Regions from separate parts of the Homo sapiens genome. Here region 1 is linked to region 2. A link is an interaction called in ENCODE POLR2A ChIA-PET data of the cell type or tissue named here. Cell type or tissue: MCF 10A. All regions are shown on one strand. Region 1 overlaps ARID5B (AT-rich interaction domain 5B). Region 2 overlaps ARID5B (AT-rich interaction domain 5B).

Region 1 (2,500 bases), 56 kb before region 2:
AGAAAAAACTATACCAAGAACAAATCAGTAGTTGCCAGGAGCTGGTGGGGAGTGGAGGGAGAGGGTGACTACTAAGAATTAATATGAGGGGTTTTGAGGGTGAGGGACTAGTCTGTATCCTGACAATATAGTCGTGGTAGTTATATGAATCTATCCATGTGTTAAAATTCGCAGAACTGTACACCAAAAAAGGAAATTTTACTGTAAGTTAATTTAAAAATAAAATAAAATAGCAATATAAACTCATTATGTAAATGTAACGCACTTTTTATGAAAGTTAACCATATTTTCAAAAACAACAAAAAATTAGTAAGAACAGTGGCATTGTTTTACATTTTTTGTAAATCTCTTTACTGTCTAGCTTTATATAGAGAGCGGAGTTCTCATATCTCCTTCTGCATTCACTCTGTTGTGATATCACATGTCACATCGTTTCTGGAAAACCCTACTATATATACACTTGAAAGAGGATGAGAGTGAAAAAAGCCAGTAATGTCTTAGTAGTTTTAGGATCATTGTTTTGACCCTGTGGACCATCTGAAATGGTCTCAGAGATTCCCGAGGGTTTCTGAACCCACTTTGAAAACCAATGATATAACACATTGTTCCAAATTTTATTTTCATAGCATCTTGACTTTTATTTTTCTGGCTATATCCACATGTTCCCTGTGTTTACTTAATGCCTATGTTCAAATTGGCCCTTTTTTAAAACTTGCTATATCTCCTATAAATAGAAAACCAGTACCACCTTCCCATAAATAGTAAATACAAAACAAATAAGCAATGAAAAACTTAATATACATTTTAAAAGTTTATTTCTGGGCCGGGTGCGGTGGCTCACGCCTGTAATCCCAGCGCCCTGGGAGGCCAAGGCAGGCAGATCACCAGAGGTCAGGAGTTCGAGACCATCCTGGCCAACATGGTGAAACCCTGTCTCTACTAAAAGTACAAAGATTAGCCAGGCGTGATGGCAGGCACCTGTAATCCCAGTTACTAAGGAGGCTGAGGCAGGAGAATCGCTTGAACCTGAGAGGCAGAGGTTGCAGGAGCTGAGATCGTGCCACTGCACTTCAGCCTGGGCTACAGAGTGAGACTCCGTCTCAAATAAATAAATTAATTTAATTAAATTAAAAGTCTACCTGTGAACCATCTAAAATCATCTCTGCATGCCACGGTTTGGAAAACACCAATTTAGAGAAGAAATAACAATGATCATGATAGCTAATTCTGACATGCTACTTCATTTGTATCAACCCATTGAGTCCTGGCAATTACTGCTGGACAAGGCAGACAGAATTATTATAAAACCTGGGTTTCCCTTTTTTTCTTCCCCAAAAAAAAAAAAAAAAGAAAGAAAAAAAAACTTTGAAGTACAAGGAGGCTGAAGAAGTTGCTCAGTGTTCCACAGCAAGTAAATTCCGGGGCTGGAATTTGAACCCAAGCAATCTGGCTGCAGAGTCCAAGATGCTGTCTTGGCAGATAGGAAACCTGGATCTTTGTTCAAGTCCTGCCGTCAGTTGGTTCTTGGACATGTCACTGAACCTCACTGTCCTCATCAGTAAAATGAGAAAGGTGAACTAAATCAATGTTACAAGTTTAAATGTCTGGTGCCCACGGGGGCCAGATAGTTAAGGGAAAACTGGACTGAATACAATGCAATAGGGAGTGGTGGGGATTTTACATCTTGTCTGAAGAAGGCAGCTTCTATCAGTTTCAACTGTTTTTTATTTTTATTTTTTGGCCTTTATTTTATTTTATGAGAGAAGATTGAGGTCTGGGTATTTTTGCCTAAAGTTTCCCAAGTTTTAGAACACTTGGAAGGGCCCGCCATGCACATGGGCTGACTGGTTTGTGACTTCTTGACTGGATGAGCTCCTCTTGACTTAGAGGATTTATGATTAAATGAGCTGTTTTTGGACAATGGTAGAAACTAAATCCAAATTACAGAAATAGGCAGTTTAAAACAATGACGAAAGGGGATAAGGACTTAGAACGTGGCTCAACACAGCTTACATAAATATTGATTAAGAGCTGGGTTAATTGAAAAGCCAAGGTACATTAATAGAATAACAAAGTGTATTTCTTTGTGTTCCTTTTGTGTTGTATTAGAGTAAATCAGCAATATTTATCCAGTGCTAATTCTCAGTTTGCAGAGAGCTAATGTAATCATGAGATGAGCTTATTGAAATTCTTTTCTTAGACATAGAGACTTGCCCAAGAATGGTGAGTATTAGGAACTTTAGTCAGCACTTGCTCAGAATAGTAAATGCGAACATGTGATTTATGCCATTGTGTGCACAAAGTAATGTTTCCTGAGACATTTTCTATATATATGTTGGCTACTTTTTGTTTTCTTGTGGTGGGAGGGGGGTGTTGGCTTGCTGTTTCCCCCTCCTCTCCTTATCAGATTTCCTTCTATGGCATTTGACAATGTTGCAGGGCCAGTTTCTCTGTGAATCCACAGTAAAACATACTGGTGGTTTCACAATTAAGCCAAACT
Region 2 (2,500 bases):
TTCTTTATGTATTCTAGTTATTAATCCCTTATCAGGTATATGCTTTGCAAATATTTTCCCCCTCTCCAAGACTGTCTTTTCACTTTATTGATAGTGTCCATTGATGCACAAAAGCTTTTAATTTTGATGAAGTCCAGTTGTCTATTGTTTGTTGTTTTCTTATGTGCTTTTGGTATTATGGTTAAAAAATCATTGTGGAGGCCAGGCACGGTGGCTCACGCCTGTAATCCCAGCACTTTGGGAGGCTGAGGTGGGCGGATCACCTGAAGTCGGGAGTTCGAGACCAGCTTAAATACCATGGAGAAACCCTGTCTCTACTAAAAATACAAAAAAATTAGCTGGGTGTGGTGGCGCATACCTGTAATCCCAGCTACTGGGGAGGCTGAGGTAGGAGAATCGCTTGAACCCAGGAGGTGGAGGTTGCGGTGAGCTGAGATCACGCTATGGCACTCCAGCCTGGGCAACAATAGCGAAACTCTGTCTCAAAAAAAAAAAAAGTGAATGGCTGACTCTAGCCAAAGTTTAACCCATGTGACGGGGAAGCAAGTTAAGGTAAGTCAGGCCCCATAGAATAACACCTCATATGTGGTAACAACTTTACCTACATGTCAATCTGGCCATGAAGTCTCACCTGTTGCATAATCCCTGTCTAGTGTGACATTTAAATTTAAATGTGGCTAAGATGAACCCTATGGCAATAAGCTGCAAAATTCTCAAGATAAAAAGTGGCTCCCGGTCGTGGCTTAGAATTCAGTGACCCTTTGGGACAACCTTGGAGGTGGAGTTGGCTTTCTTCCCACTGCGTTCATTTGTTACTCAGAGTGGTAGCAGTGTTTGGTTATAGTTTAGTTTTGTGATGTTTTTTTTCTTGAGTGATGAAGCAATAGTGAGGGCAAAAGCTGATAGTAACATTTTGATACATATTTTTGTATTTGTCTATGCCTCTATTTTAAGTGGTTTGCTTTTGAAAACAGCTGGTTCAAACCCTTGGTTTTGGGTTTGAAATATTCTTTGTTTTGTTTGCATCCATGTACTGATATATTTTTCCCACATTTACTTTTTTTTAAGTTCTCCAGTGATGTTTTCGTTGCCTATCCTGGGAAGATCTGTGTTTCCATTTAGCAAAACAAATGGCAAGCTGGGGACCATTTAAAGTAGTTTTTTTTTAGTTAATAAAGCCAAGCCAATCTCCTTGTTCTGTTATGTTAAAAGTACATTATCTTTTTATTGCCAGTTCTGTATGGCTAGTTCTGTTTTCTGTCTCAGCAATCTCAGGGCTGCCCCACTTGCTTACTGTGTCGAGAATTACAAAATCATTAAGGGTGGGGCAGCACCAGCTGACTTACAGTACAAACCATTTCTCAAAATAACCACAACAGTGCAATACTGATGTGTAATTTACGTCACAGTTTGTTTTTATGAAATAGTTTGTGGCATTTTCATTTCTATTCCGGATGGAATCTTGTTCTCTTTCCCTTTTAATCAGGCATTTAATTTATTTTTATTATTAATATTTTCCACTCCTTGTTTTGGCATGCCTCCAATTTAACAGCTTTGATGAGGAAGGGAGATACACACACACACACACACACACACACACACGCACACACAACTGATCTTCCCTGACTCCAACTCTTCAACATCAGTTTAACTGCAAATGTGTTTTCCCCTTTGATGTGTACTAACTTTGGGTACTAAGTTTACTACCTTAAGAGAGATTGAAAAATACGGCAGGACACAGTACACATTTACATAGAGCTATAACCACGAATTGATAAAGTTGATGTACAACTTTGGAATTTTAAACACTTTCAACCAATTCAAGCTATTTAGTCATATGCTCTGCTGCATTTTCCTTTTACAAATGTCTTTCTGTATAATGTCCTGTAATTAGAACAGGAAATCATTGAGTAACTGCAAGATGAATAAGAGCACTTAGACTGAAAGGAAAATTACCTTCCGAGAAATTATATTCTCTTTTTTTTTCTTCATGTTACAATGTTGGTAATGATAGTAACAGCTGTAGCTACTCTTATCTGTAGAATTTTCATGCTTAGGTTTTCTGGAATAAAAATTTCATTTTCAGTAATAATAAAAAATGCATGGACAGAAAATAGGAAATGCCTAATTGTGACAAATATTCGGTGTCACAACAGAGCAGCAATTAAATGGAAACTTCAATATAATTGTCAATAGCAGTAAGAATTGGAATAGCGCCAGGTATATAAAGTTGATGCTTTGCCGTTGGTTGGTTGCTAGGAGCACAGTGAAAAGTATAAAGCTTTGAGAAAAGAATGTCTAATGTAATAAAGTAACAGGAGGAAGCATAAATCATTGTGAGAACCTCACATATTGACATTATTTTGCTTAAATTGTTTCAAAACTAGACATCAAGCTTTATAACGTGAGCACATTCATATTTCCTTTAAAAAAAAAAGGAGAAAGAAAACTGTATGTTGTCTTTGAAGCACAAGGGACATTGTGTCTCAAACTTAGCCTT

What was found. Peaks named below come from ENCODE experiments on the same cell type or tissue, not always from the same donor. Only the 100,000 strongest peaks of a DNase experiment are listed, where the experiment ranks them.
Region 1: POLR2A ChIA-PET joins it to region 2 with 13 read pairs; 8 of 35 experiments call an interaction of 5 or more read pairs at or near these places.

What each region holds. Positions count from the first base shown.
Region 1 is chr10:61,935,515-61,938,014 of GRCh38, forward strand. The region is part of intron 2 of ARID5B (AT-rich interaction domain 5B); the gene reads left to right. Among named protein-coding and RNA genes, the nearest start is that of ARID5B, 35 kb to the left of the region's middle. In MCF 10A, no CTCF peak of the experiment used is centred here; no DNase peak of the experiment used is centred here.
Region 2 is chr10:61,991,549-61,994,048 of GRCh38, forward strand. The region is part of intron 3 of ARID5B (AT-rich interaction domain 5B); the gene reads left to right. Among named protein-coding and RNA genes, the nearest start is that of ARID5B, 91 kb to the left of the region's middle. In MCF 10A, no CTCF peak of the experiment used is centred here; DNase peaks (open chromatin) are centred at 733 and 1,333.